Linked DNA regions of Homo sapiens: all the other regions are linked to region 1. A link is a contact called in ENCODE Hi-C data. All regions are on one chromosome and are shown on one strand. The core of a region is the stretch at or near the end of the contact, and the rest is flanking DNA. Distances in the headings are between cores, read along the strand shown. Region 1 holds the start of AP3S2 (adaptor related protein complex 3 subunit sigma 2). Region 2 holds the start of FANCI (FA complementation group I). Region 3 holds the start of POLG-DT (POLG divergent transcript).

The links. A loop is a pair of places that touch in the nucleus more often than their neighbours do. Pooled maps may share reads with other maps.
Region 2: a loop to region 1 is called in a map of CD8-positive, alpha-beta T cell, with 12 times the contacts of the local background. The contact joins the promoter of FANCI here to the promoter of AP3S2 in region 1. A Hi-C loop is called at or near these places in 1 of 168 maps with a recorded cell type or tissue (CD8-positive, alpha-beta T cell), 2 of 37 single-sample maps with no recorded cell type and 7 of 50 pooled maps.
Region 3: a map of naive thymus-derived CD4-positive, alpha-beta T cell shows a loop between it and region 1 (6-fold over the local background). The contact joins the promoter of POLG-DT here to the promoter of AP3S2 in region 1. A Hi-C loop is called at or near these places in 2 of 168 maps with a recorded cell type or tissue (both naive thymus-derived CD4-positive, alpha-beta T cell), 3 of 37 single-sample maps with no recorded cell type and 14 of 50 pooled maps.

Annotation. Positions count from the first base shown.
Region 1 is chr15:89,892,062-89,896,687 of GRCh38, reverse strand. AP3S2 (adaptor related protein complex 3 subunit sigma 2) reads left to right here and starts at 2,694. Exons shown (of 6, transcript NM_005829.5): 1 at 2,694-2,807. The coding sequence starts at 2,739. The region is part of intron 5 of ARPIN-AP3S2 (ARPIN-AP3S2 readthrough); the gene reads left to right. It overlaps ARPIN (actin related protein 2/3 complex inhibitor), which reads left to right. Exons shown (of 6, transcript NM_182616.4): 6 at 1-1,682. RefSeq lists enhancers at 1,412-2,159, 2,514-2,663, 3,656-4,405.
Region 2 is chr15:89,242,088-89,246,713 of GRCh38, reverse strand. It overlaps FANCI (FA complementation group I), which reads right to left and starts at 2,735. Exons shown (of 38, transcript NM_001113378.2): 1 at 2,681-2,735. RefSeq lists an enhancer at 2,153-2,532.
Region 3 is chr15:89,331,953-89,336,578 of GRCh38, reverse strand. POLG-DT (POLG divergent transcript) reads right to left here and starts at 2,092. Exons shown (of 2, transcript NR_186332.1): 1 at 1,725-2,092; 2 at 418-1,392. It overlaps POLG (DNA polymerase gamma, catalytic subunit), which reads left to right and starts at 1,755. Exons shown (of 23, transcript NM_002693.3): 1 at 1,755-1,906; 2 at 2,666-3,483. The coding sequence starts at 2,825. It overlaps POLGARF (POLG alternative reading frame), which reads left to right and starts at 2,770. Exons shown (of 2, transcript NM_001430120.1): 1 at 2,770-3,483. The coding sequence starts at 2,770. TRR-TCG1-1 (tRNA-Arg (anticodon TCG) 1-1) reads right to left here and starts at 1,506; the gene lies at 1,434-1,506. RefSeq lists enhancers at 547-596, 937-1,006, 1,017-1,116, 1,986-2,487 and a silencer at 1,697-2,296.

The DNA.
Region 1 (4,626 bases), core at 1,445-3,944:
TAGTTTATCAGTTATTTGCATTTTAAATATAACCATTTGCCATATTTTAACAACGATTTTTCCATTAAATAATTCTTTTTATAAAAAAACTTTATATATCTGTTGATGTTTTGTGATTTTTATTGCTTCTAAGCTAATACAGATTTTTGGATCTTATTCAATTTCGCTTTCTTCTGTTTAGGTTATTATCTGGTTTTATACCTAACTACTTATTTTCAAATTGCTAACCAGTTATCCTAATAGTATTTACTGAATTCCTTCCCACTCCTACATCACATATTAAAATTATTTTATGCCTAAATTATTTATAATATTTCAGTTATTCTTCCTATAATTACAATTTGAACCATCAAAGTAGGTTTTCATAGTTGGCAGAGCTAGTTCTTCTTCATAATTCTGTTTCAGAATTTTCTTTGATATTCTTCCTCAACATTTTAAACATTTTGTCAAGTTTCAGTGCAACTGACTTTTGGTTTTTATTTATTTAAAAACTGGGCCATGCCGGGCGCAGTGGCTCACGCCTGTAATCCCAGCACTTCGGGAGACTGAGATGGGTGAATCACTTGAGGTCAGGAGTTTGAGACCAGACTGGCCAATGTGGTGAAACCCCATCTCTACTAAAAATACAAAAATTTGCTGGGCATGGTGGCATGTGCCTGTAATCCCAGCTACTGGGGAGGCTGAAGCAGGAGAATTGTTTGAACCCGGGAGACGGAGGTTGCAGTGAGCCAAGATTGTGCCACTGCACTCCAGCCTGGGCAACAGAGTGAGACTCCATCTCAAACAAACAAACAAACAAACAAACAAAAAACTGGACTAGGCGTGGTGGCGGTTTGGGAGACTGAGGCTGGAGGATTGCCTGAGGCCAGCAGTTTGAGGTTACAGTGAGGTATGACTGTGCCACTGCACTCCAACCTGGGTAAGACCCTATCTCTGAAAAACAAACAAGCAAACCCCAGAACTCTGGCTGCAAAAGTAGTACATATTTCTTTGAAGGAAAAAAAGGAAAACTTGATAATCCTACCACCCAAAGATGTTTTTAAATCACTTATGTGGTACTCAGTTATGTGCCATGCACTGTCCAAGTGCTTACAAATATTATACTAACTCCCTTTGTGTTTATAACAACTGTCTGAAGTCAGTAGACTCATTTTCCAGTTTTCCAGTTTAGGAAACTGATATTACACCTTTTCTACAGATGGGGAAACTTGCCCAGGGTGCCCAGGCAGTCCGCAGAACCATGCTTTGAATCAGGGCAGTGTGGTTCCAGGGTCCTGTACAGATCAAACACCCTGACTCTGCCATTCCATCAGATACATGATTCATATTTTGGTGTATTTGCCTCCAATCTTGAGCAAAGTGGGTTGTCCCTGTACATACTTTGTGTAATCTTTTAGCTTAACAGGTGTCATGAACACTTCCGTATCATAAATCTTTCCCAGCATGATTTTTATTATCTATTTAATATTTCTCATATTCAATGTAGAACAATGCACTTAACCAATTTCTCATTTTTGTAATAATTTTCTTCCCATTTTCCCCTGTAATAACACTGCTGAGATATATATTTTTTTCTTCTTTTTTTTACTGTTCTGAAGATACTCTGGCAGAAATGTATGTTCCTCAGGCTAAATCTTTTCACACATCCACAATCATTTTATCATAAATTCTAGAGCTGGAAACGCTGAGTCTAATGTTTTATATATATATATATATATGTTATATATCTGTCACCCAGGCTGGAGTGCAGTGTGGTGTGATCTCAGCTCACTGCAACCTCCGCCTCCCGGGTTCAAGCCATTCTCCTGCCTCAGTCTCCCAAGTATCTGGGACTACAGGCGCGCGCCACCACAACCGGCTAATTTTTGTAATTTTAGTAGAGGCGGGGTTTCACCTTGTTGGCCAGGCTGGTCTCGAACTGCTGACCTCAAGTGAGCCGCCCGCCTCGGCCTCCCAAAGTGCTGGGATTACAGGCGTGAGCCACCGCGCCCGGACTGTTATATATTTTAAAGGCTTCTGATCCATATCGCCAAACAGTCCTCTGGATCGATTTGCATCTGTATCCGCTGCTCCATCTGCAGTATACGGACATGCTCCACTTCACCCACACTGGGTCATTAAAAGAACAAACAAAAATAAGAACTTGATCGATTTGGGATTTTAAATGGAAATGCACTAAAAATTCCTTAATTCCACCATTCACCGTCTACCATAGAGGAACAGCCCATCTGCACGGAGAGACAGCTACGTAATTCACTGCAGCATTATAATACTGAAAAATTAAAATGAACGAAATGTTCCATAACCGACGAACGGCCGAATGACCGGCGTCTCCACTCCGCGGAACGTTCTGCGAGCGCTAAGGGGATGGCGGGAGTGCATGATTTGGAGCGGGCGGTGAGAAAAGCAAGCTCCCGCCGCCTCTCCGTTTTGGCAACCCGGCTGACGGTCGTTTCGGCTTCTGGGGCCAGCCGTCGGTCTGGGCGAGGGACATAGATCCGGATTCGCATCCTGACTGGCCAACCAACGCTGGCCGAGGTGACCACTCTCCTCGGCATCCGCACCTGCCCTCCAAGGCGTCAGAGAGGCCGGACCCTTGGGTGCTAGGGCTCGTGAGCGCCGGGGCCAAGTTTCCGAGTGCCGCTCTCAGCAGCGCACCAACCGGAAGTGATCGTGTTGTGGCGGAAGGAGGAGCTTTCTGGGAGTAGCCGGTGCTGAGAGAACCGTGGCTGGCAAAGATGATTCAGGCGATTCTGGTTTTCAACAACCATGGGAAGCCACGGCTAGTCCGCTTCTACCAGCGTTTCGTGAGTGCGGCCCGGCTTCACCACGCCCCTTCAGGGCGCCCACTATGTCTTCCCTCCTCTTTGGCCTCTCGGCGCCCGGGGGCACCGCTCTTTGGTCACCTGGGGCTCCTGCACCGAGCATGACCCTCGCCCTACTTAAGCATTTAATCTAGGCGCAGGCTGGTGCCAGGCCTTCTGTCTCCCGCCCTACTGCCCCGCTCTCGCTGACCCTTTTCTTGATCCTGGCATTTCTGTGCCATTTTGTGACATTTTCCCGTGGGTCTCTGGGAACGAGATAGAAGCGACAGTGGGGAGTGTGCCTCGATGAGAACTTGAGTGATTGAAGTCACATTCTGTCATCTTTTTGGTTGTTGACCACAGTTTCATGAGGAAGAAATATTAAGTTTCTGAAAGTTTTTGTTATAGCCAGAACTGGAAAAGTTCTTTTTTTTTTGGAATTATTTTGCTTCAGTGTTGGCTGGGACTTTCCAGAGACTAGATACCCTTCACTCTTAGGGTTGAAGAAAATCAGTTTAAAAGTGGAAAAATGATGAGAAATTATAAATGCTGCCGCATAAGGGCTCAATAAGTGATTACGTAAATTTGAATTTTCCCAACACGTTCCTTTGCAAACACATAAACATCAGTATTTGCTTCCTGTCTTCGAAGATTATATTTCTTCATGGCAGGGTTTCAAAATGTTACATAATTGGGGGACTGGTGGAACTGAAGAGGGGAAAGAGCCAGAAAACGTGTTCAGGCTTCAGCTCCACCTTTTCTACTCTTGCGTCTGTTGACAAGTTAATAAACCCTTTTCAGACTTTTATTGTCTTTTGTCAATTAGAAATGAAAAAATAATTTTACTCCTTCATAAGATTTTTAAAGCTAGATTACATTTTATTAAGTAGATTACATCGAGGTAAAAATATGAGTATTCAGGCCGGGCGCGGTGGCTCACGCCTGTAATCCCAGCACTTTGGGAGGCCGAGGCGGGCGGATCACGAGGTCAGGAGATGGAGACCATCCTGGCTAACACGGTGAAACCCCGTCTCTACTAAAAATACAAAAAATTAGCCAAGCGCGGTGGCGGGCACCTCCAAGTCCCAGCTACTCAGGAGGCTGAGGCAGGAGAATGGCGTGAGCCCGGGAGGCGGAGCTTGCAGTGAGCCAAGATAGCGCCACTGCACTCCAGCCTGGGCGAAAGAGCGAGACTCCATCACACACACACACAAAAAAGTATATATATATATGTATGTATATGAGTATTCAGCGTAACTATTTGTATTTGCATTTGTGTGTATGCAAATTTCCCCCCTAGTTTTTTTCTAACAGGGTTACTGAGATAAAACTAACATGCCATACTGTTTACTTATTTATTTTATGTTATTTACTTATAGAGACGGGGTCTTTCTATGTTGCCCAGGCTGGTCTTGAACTCCTGGGCTCAAGCAATCCACCGGACTCAGCCTCCCAAAGTGCTGGGATTACAGGCATGAGCCACTGTGTCCGGCCCCAGTTTACTTATTTAAAGGGGACAATTCAGTGTTTTTTAGCATGTTCACAGAAGCTGTGTAACCATCACCACAATCAATTTTAGATCATTTTCATCACCCCAAAAAGAAACCTCTGCCCATTAGCAGTCACTCCCTATTTCTCCATGACTCTCCCAGCCCCAGAGAGTTTCTTTCCCTCTAAATTTGCCAGTTCCAGAATGGCAAATGGAATTTGCCTATTCCGTTGCCTATAAATGGAATCATAAATAAGTGGTTTTTTGTGTGTCTGCCATGTTTCATGTAGTATAATGTTTTCAAGATTCATCCATGTTGTAGCATGTATCTGA
Region 2 (4,626 bases), core at 1,486-3,985, 650 kb after region 1:
TGTAACTGTGTTCTTAAATGTCAAGGTTTCGCAGCAGAGGAAAGCTTGAACTGGAACTTAGAGATTAAATATAGGTAGTCCAGACAACCAGGTTGTATACATTATGGAGAAGGGTATCATGAACAAAGGCATTCATACGGGAAATGAGAAATTTCTTTGGGGGAAAATGAGTAAAATGGCTGAGGTAGAATCCAAGTAGGAAAATAGTGAGTAGGAAGTCTGGAAAGATAGGCTGGAAGTAAACAGGTTAAGGAATTTAGATTCTATTTCGTAAATTACTGAGAACCATTAAAAAATTTGAGCAAAAGACAATCTCACAAGATTGCAAGTGTTTGAGGAAACAGAACCTAGCATCTTTGTGCAGATTAAAGTGGGGAGAAGGTAAGAAGAAACAGCAAATGCTAAGAGACCATTTGGAAGTTATTTTAGTGGAAATGATAAAGACCTGTACTAGGGTGGTGACTGGAGAACAGAAAAGATGGGATGAAATGGAGGCACATGAAGCAGATAGAATTCAGTGAGTAGCTATGAAAATAGAAGGGGGAAGTACAGCCTAGTAGAAAGAAAATCTGTTCCTCCTCTTCTTCCTCCTGTGTTTCCCGTCTCCATAAATGGTACCATCATCCACTCAGCTGCTCAGACCAGAAACCTAGGTAACATTCTTAACAACTTTGCCTTCATCCTTCACCACATCCATTACCAAGTCCTGTCAATGTTACCTACTAAATATCTCCCAAATCTGTCTACTTTTCTCCATCTCCACTACTGACACATTACCCCAAGCCACCACCATCTCTCACCTGAACTACTGCAATCGTTTCCTAACTTGTTCCCTTCTACGCAGCAACTAAAGTGATGTTTTTGAAACACAAACCTGATTATGTGACTTATCTTCCCTCCATGCCATCCTCATCTTAAAGCTCTTCAGTGGCTTCCATTGCTTTATCAGTCCAAAACCCTTAAGTAAGGATAAAATAAGTCCTGCAAGTTCTGACCCATGCCTACCTCCCTTTCATCACTCTGCTCCAGCCATGCAGAATTGCTTCCAGTCCTTCAAATCTCCAAGTTCTTTCTGCCACAGGCCCTTCCACATGTTTCCATCTGGAACTTAAATAAATATTCCTGCTTCCATCCACTGCCCCCCAATCTTTTATTACTAATTCCTACAAATCCTTCAGATCTTAGCTCAATCCACATCTCCTCAAAAGCTCAGTCTAGGCCAGGCGCAGTAGCTCACGCCTGTAATCTCAGCACTTTGGGAGGCCAAGGCGGGCGGATCACTAGGTCAAGACATCCAGACCTTCCTGGCCAAGATGGTGAAACCCCGTCTCTACTAAAAATACAAAAAAAAAAAAAAAAAAAAAAAAAAAAAAAAAAAATAGCTGGGCGTGACGGCACGCACCTGTAGTCCCAGCTACTTGTGAGGCTGAGGCAGGAGAATCACTTGAACTCAGGAGGCGGAGGTTGCAGTGAGCCGAGATCGCGCCACTGCACTCCAGCCTGGCAACAGAGGGAGACTCTGTCTCAAAAAAAAAAGAAAAGAAAAGAAAAGAAAAGCTCAGTATAGGTTGTTAAACGTTCCCCTAGTACATCCTCTCATGGCACCAGTAAACTCTCTTACATACTGTCACCAATTTTTAATATTACATGTGTAATTATCAGATTAACAAATGTTATCTCCCACTAGACTATAAGTCCCCTAAGGACACGGGCCGTAGCTGGTTTTGTTTATCATTGTATCTCCAGCACTTAGCACAGTACCTAGCTCAAACTAGGTAACAAATGTTTGTTGAACAAATTATTGAACCCCTATAATAGGGAAAACACTGAACCCAGCACTTTACATTCATTAACATGACTCCCACAACACCACCTACTAGGTAGGTGTAATATTAGCCCCATTTTAGATGAACAACTTTTGGGATTCAGAGATTAGGGAATTTCCCCCAAGATTAGAAGGCTACCAAGTGGCAGAGAGAGAAGTGAAACCCGAGTCTGTCCAGCTCCGGACTCCAAGATCCCATGCTTTGAACTACCGGATGCAAACAGGACACACCAACCTAAAAAGGTGTCCAGCCAGAAGGGGCAGGCGGCTTCGGAGGGGGATACGTTTAAATCAACCTAGGCACATTTGCTAAAATCATCCTAAAACCAGAGGTAAGACCAGAGGCGGGTGGCTGTGAATTCCCTGAACGCGAAGTAGATTCCTTGCCAAGAGACGCTGGGGAGCATCAGAGATCTGAAGCCAAGATCCGAGAATGGCAGAGCCCCGCCGGCGGGAAACGCCGCGGCCTTCCCTTCCGGGTTCTTCAGTTAACAAGCCGTGAGCGCAAATACAAAAACTATAACACGAAGCAGCTGGTGATGGAGACCGCGACCGGACAACAAATGCAAAGCAAGGTTAAGGGAAATTTCTCAGAAGTAAGAGCTCACCCTCGGCCAAGGGGGAAGAATTTAACAGAAGGGGCTCCGACTGAGGCACACCCCTAGGAGGGAACCGCGAAAGCTGAGGCAGGCGGCGGGAGACAGCGGAGCGCGCCTACTTTCCACGCCAGAGAAAATACCAGAACGCCAAGTCAGGACAGGAGCCTCCTTTCCCCCACAGAACCGCTCCCTCCCAGGGGCCCAGTCCCACAGCCCGAGCACCTCGCGAGCCGCTCTGCAGTCACCTCGGCCTCACCTCCGCCACAAACTTCCAAAAAGCCCGCTCAACCCAACGCCGCCACACTTCCGTTACCCGTAACAACAAGATCCGCCCCCGCGGCTCACTTCCGCCGTCCGGGTACCTGCGGGCGGGGTGTACCATGAAGACTGAAGGGGTGCCGGGAAGCGTGCGGGAGCGTCCCAGCTCACAGTCGGAGGGGGGCGCTGCCTGTCCGAACTCGCGCTAGGGACCGCCGATGAGCACGCGCGGTGGGACCTGAGCGTGCCCAGCGCGGTGTCCCGACAGGTTCAGCTTCCCTCCTGTCCTGTTGAGGGAGTAGTCAGTGCGGGAGGGGACTCACAATTGGTGGCCCCGCAGGTCTTGGCACTGGAAAAGCCTGGAAGGCAGAGGCGGATTTCATACTCCACCTTGTGCCAAGGGACGGTAACCCCTCAGATGTAAGCCCCCTGTGGCTAGGGGTCTTAATGGACTTTTGGGAGTTGTGGTTTTTGTTTGTTCTCTGTTTTGTTTTGTTTTGCGCTCCCCTTGCGTAACCCCAGCGTTTATTGCATAGCCTGGCAAAAGCAGCGAATATTTGTTAAATGAACAACTGACAGTGGGGCGAAGACCGACAGAGGGTGGGCCGAGATTCTATTTTGGGTTGAGGGAGCACCTTGCGCAAAGGGTCTGAGAGCAACGAGCAAGCAACAGAGCCCCTGGCCAGTTCAGAAGGCGAAGGTGCTCGGTGGGAGTGGGAAGGCAGGGGTTTCTAACTCCTTTTCATATTGGGGGCAGTGGGGAACCGCTGAAGGGGAAGGACATGACTGTGTTCGCATTGTAGACTGCTGTCTCGGGCAGGTGAGGACCGCAGAAACTGTTGAAAAGAGATGAGCCAGGTGGGGCGGACCGAAGGCAGGACCCCCCTTAGAAGACTGTAAGTTGTCCCAAAGATAGGTGGTGGTGGCCCAACCTTGGCAATGGGGACAGAAAGGAGTGGACCGCATGTGAAAGAGATTAGGAGGTAGAGATTTAGGAAGCCCAAATATCCGGATTTGAGGGGGTGTGGGCGTTGTTGAGGAATGTTCAGGCTTGAGCGACTGGGGTTGGGGGGCGGGGAGTTAATCCTGCAGTTGACTAACACAGGGAGCACAGGAAAAGGATGATGGGGTGATGATGAGCCCTTCAGAGTTGGACGCACCAAATTTGAGGTGCCTGTGGGATGGCAAGTGAAGGAATGCTAAGATCAGGGAGCATTTCAGTCTGGAACCTGACTCGACTCCCAGCCCTCGGGGGTAGAACGGGTCTACATGGCCAGTTATTGAAGAAACAGAGCTATTGGAGGAGAATGGTTCCTCTCAGCTGTCTAGACCTGCTCCTTGCTTGTGACCCTTCAGCATTTTTTTCCTTCTACATTTCTGTCCCAATACTGAGCTGTGATGTTTAACTAAAACACGGCAGCTTGAGGTAGAAGATGATTCCTGAAAGGAATCCTTTACCTTGCCAAGGAAGTAGATGACTTTGCCTCATCTCCCCACAAAATCTCCCAGGCTGCTTCTGGGATTCAGCCATGAATCTGTGGGTCTGGGTAGCTAGAACAAGCTCATTAGCCTCTCCGAGCCTCCACTGGCGCATCCCAGACGTACTTACTGAATTGCCTGTGTGTCTACCCACTGGCATTGATGCCTCAGGGTTCTTGTCTCCTCTTGTTGCACGAATGCATCATCTGTGTTTTCCATTTGCATTAATAAGTGTTACATATGCAAAAGAAGAGAAGAACAGATTCATTCAGATTAACAACAACGGTTTTTCACCCTGGTGCAGGCTTCCTTAACTAAGGAGCAAATCTTATCCGTCTGGTTCACTGACTAGACACTATACACTGAGAAGCTAGTGATACACTGATTCTAGAAAATACATCCAGTTAAAAACAGGTTTACAGTAATGGAACTAAATGTTCTTCAGACCTTGTCAATAGTACTTGT
Region 3 (4,626 bases), core at 843-3,342, 560 kb after region 1:
AATAGTGTTTTTAAGCACATAAAACATGAAGGATTACAAAGGACACCAAAGGTATTCAAATATTAGGACAAATAGGTAAACTTATTAACTAACAGGATCTAGTGGCAGTCTAGTAACCCCTGTTATTTTGAAGTACAGATAAGTGCAAACAAATTTTGAAAAATGTGCAGCACTTGTAATGCGTTATGAAAATATCTGTGGTTGCTGGAGGGGACAAAGTCACAGGCACTGTTAATACCACTGTGGCTGACAGCCTATGCTCATAATTGGAGGAAATGCCAAGTATCAGTAGGCGGTTAGAAGAAACAAGATGAAAATGTTTTCCCCATTCAGGGACTCCCTGATTTAAGCTGAGAGCCTCTCCTTCCAGTATTTTGTAAAAGTCAACAGTTATGTGAAAAAAAAAAAAAAAACAGATGAATTTCTGATTGATTGTATTTTTTTGGCAAAACAAAAAAATCACAAACATTAAAACATTGTGTATATTAAGTACATCTAGAAAAGTGTATGCAAAATATTTCATATTTAAATAGAAGGGACCAGGGCTCAATGCTGCTTGGCCCGGGGCTTCTCTCTACCTCTCCACGTGGCGGGAGCAGGTGAGGGTCGGCATCAGCCCGCAGGGCCGGCGGAGGATTGTTTCCCTGCACCCCACTCCTTAAAAACGCGAAAGTCAACTTCTGTAGTCCGTTCACGGTGTCCTGGGATCCACGCTGGACGGTGGCGGCCGACTTTCAGCTTGACCTGAATTTTATTCCTAATCAGCTGTGTGATCTCGGTTGGTCCCAAACGTCTCTGAGCCTCCCTTTCATCTGTGCAGCTGGGCCTCCAGACCCCAACCCCCAGGCGGTGCTTAATCACGTAGACCTTATTCTGCGTGCACTTTACCACAGTTCACCAACCACCGAGCGCTGAGAGCTGTTGAAGCACCTGGAGCAACACAAGACGGATGCGGAGACTGGAAACAGCTGGGGAAGGGGACAAGCTCCAGCCGCGCTGTGGGCCGGAGGCTAGCATCTGCGGGCAAATTCAGGTTCAACGGAAGGCAACATTTTTACCCCTCAGAATTGCTCTGGACGAGGAGGCAGCACCGGATGGGCGAGGGAGGGAGCCTCGCTTTGGCTGCGAGCCCCAACTCTTGCCAACCATCAATTGAGTATAAATTGAGATTTCTGTACAGGATGCCCCTCCCTCTCCACTTTCCTCCACCTGCGTCGGGGTGCGAGAGACCTGGTACATTTTAGAAATGTGCCTCCGCTGAGACACGTAGGCGGGCAATCTCGCAGGGACTTGCTGGGCGTGGTTACTTCCGCGGATCTTGGCGTTCCCACATCTTTGAAGTGCGGTGGGAATCGGCGGCGACTACGTTCACATTGTCCCAATACTTCGTTCCTGAGGGAGGAATAAACTAAAAGTTAATCATAACCTCCCTTCGACCGCGGCAGGACTCGAACCTGCAATCTTCTGATCCGAAGTCAGACGCCTTATCCATTAGGCCACGCGGCCCGTCGGTTGTTACCGTCTCTTGAGCAACTTATAAAAACGTCACCTCCGCCCACCAGCTAGCTCGGGACCAATCCACCTGCTCCTTGAGAAGGGGAGGTTGGCCTTTGGTTCGCGCGTTCCGCAGGGAGAGCCCACCCAGAAGTCCCCCTTCTCCCCCCGCGGGCGGACCGCTCCATTGGCGGCCCTCCTATTGGTCGCGCTGGGAGTCTCCCGCTTGCCTCTCGGGTAGCCGCGGGACCTAGCTGGGTGCAGACGGGAAGTTGCGGCTGCCAGCGAAGCGGACCGGCCGGGTGGAGGCCACACGCTACCCCGAGGCTGCGTAGGCCGCGCGAAGGGGGACGCCGTGCCGTGGGCCTGGGGTCGGGGGAGCAGCAGACCGGGAAGCACCGTGAGGACCGAGGTTTCCGGCGGGGTCGGCGGCGGGGAGGCCGGGTCGCTGAGCGACGGCGCGGCCCCTCCCTCTCCAGTCAGGGAGCGAGGCCCGGAGCAGGGCGGCGGCTAGTCCCAGGGCGCACCGCGGCGCCTCTGCCGGGCGCAGGCGGGCGGCGGGGCGCACGGGGGTGGCCGCCGACTCCTCCTGCAGGACGCTCTCGGCCGGGTGGGCCGTGGTCCGGGTGTGGGTGTGGGTCCCGGGGGACGGCGGCCCACCCTGCGGGTTCGAATCCGGGCGCTGGCACCTCTCGACGCTAGGCCCGCGCCGGTCGCGGTAATGGCAGCCACCATTTGCCGAGCGCTTGCCAAGAGCAGGGCCGCACGACATAGGCGCCCTGTGTCCCCCAGACAGCAGCCCGGTGTGACAGGCAGAATCCGTAATCCCATTTTACAGAATAGGATATCAGGGCCTAAGGAGCTTTGCCCAAGGTCACACAGCTCGAGAGAGCCAGAAGCGGGGTTCAAAACCGCGTCGCCCTACTCCAGATACTGCTCTCTTACTCGCTGCCCTCGGCTTCCCCACGTGGGTTCACTGACGAAGTTGCGTGGACCCCGGTTCCCCCAGGAGGGGTATTGACGTTTCCCAAGTTTTGAGGCTTAACGGAAAATGCAACTGAAGCGCCTGGCACAGTGTTGGGGACGCAGTAAATGCTCAAGGAATGATGATTATGGATACACCTATTACATATATGGTAAAATAACGCTTTATATCATCTGTCTCCTTTAGGATTTGGGGTGGAAGGCAGGCATGGTCAAACCCATTTCACTGACAGGAGAGCAGAGACAGGACGTGTCTCTCTCCACGTCTTCCAGCCAGTAAAAGAAGCCAAGCTGGAGCCCAAAGCCAGGTGTTCTGACTCCCAGCGTGGGGGTCCCTGCACCAACCATGAGCCGCCTGCTCTGGAGGAAGGTGGCCGGCGCCACCGTCGGGCCAGGGCCGGTTCCAGCTCCGGGGCGCTGGGTCTCCAGCTCCGTCCCCGCGTCCGACCCCAGCGACGGGCAGCGGCGGCGGCAGCAGCAGCAGCAGCAGCAGCAGCAGCAGCAACAGCAGCCTCAGCAGCCGCAAGTGCTATCCTCGGAGGGCGGGCAGCTGCGGCACAACCCATTGGACATCCAGATGCTCTCGAGAGGGCTGCACGAGCAAATCTTCGGGCAAGGAGGGGAGATGCCTGGCGAGGCCGCGGTGCGCCGCAGCGTCGAGCACCTGCAGAAGCACGGGCTCTGGGGGCAGCCAGCCGTGCCCTTGCCCGACGTGGAGCTGCGCCTGCCGCCCCTCTACGGGGACAACCTGGACCAGCACTTCCGCCTCCTGGCCCAGAAGCAGAGCCTGCCCTACCTGGAGGCGGCCAACTTGCTGTTGCAGGCCCAGCTGCCCCCGAAGCCCCCGGCTTGGGCCTGGGCGGAGGGCTGGACCCGGTACGGCCCCGAGGGGGAGGCCGTACCCGTGGCCATCCCCGAGGAGCGGGCCCTGGTGTTCGACGTGGAGGTCTGCTTGGCAGAGGGAACTTGCCCCACATTGGCGGTGGCCATATCCCCCTCGGCCTGGTAAGTAGGGGCAGGGTTGGGGACATAAGCAGGCATGGGGGCCCAGCTTAATAGTTTGTTTCAGTGAACATTTTCTGAGGTCCTGTTACGGGCTGGGTGCTCACGTAGGGAGCGCTGATGTGTTGAATTAGGACTAGACCCCTGTTTATGTGGGACTCACTTTCTGGTGGGAAGATCACAGGCAGTAAGCAAATACCCAAGTAAATGTCAGGCAGTAAAGGCCACGCAGAGAATCACAGTAGAGCGCTGTACATGAGACCTTCGGGAGGCCACTTAAGATCACGGTGATTTGGTGCCTTTACCCCCTCTCCTAATAGCGTCATGAGAAGTTAGTCTGAAAAGTCATTTGAACAGTGTTTCTATTTGGGGAGCTATTAATTATTTTGGGCGGTAGAAAGCTCCCTTTTGTGGGACTGTCCCAGGCAGTATAGGACATTTAGCATCCCCAGCCTTTCCCATAAACGCCAGACCAACACCCCCCCGCCCCCCTGCCCCCGCCGGCAACGTTTCCAGACGCCCCCTTGAGGTGGCATCTGGTTGACCACCCCTAGTTGAGAAACATTGCTTCCTTCCCCCAGCCTTCCAAGCAGGCATTTTGGTCCCAAACAAGTATATCCAATCTCTCTTTTCTTTTTAAATAACTTTCTAAGTGCTACCCAAGTTTCTTTTTCAAACAATGATGGCAGTACTGTTTCTCCCCTTTTTTTATTCTTCATTCCAGGATTAAAATACTATTTACAACCTTAATGCTTTCAGGCATGGCCAGCAAAAAAGTTGGCAGTTTCTTTATTCCTATTGGAAGCTACATCTTTGTAAAGAAAGCTGCGAAATGTTAAATATGCAGTTGAAAATGGTGAAAACATGGCTAAATAGATAAGGTAGGCATTAATGGCTGAAAAGAGCAAAACTAGATGATTCTGCATTGATTGAGTTCCAGTTACAATGAGAATCACACTACTTAGAATATGTAACTTGATGGTCAAAGTAAAGGGGAATATCGGCCATCATTTGAAAAGATAAAGTAGGCTTTGGTGGCTGAAAGAAAATTAGGAAACCAGTGACAAGAAAGATTTGTTTTTTGATCTGTCGGTCATTTTAGGCCAAATTACCTCAAGTCCCCTTTTCTTTTCTCTTTCTCCTTCT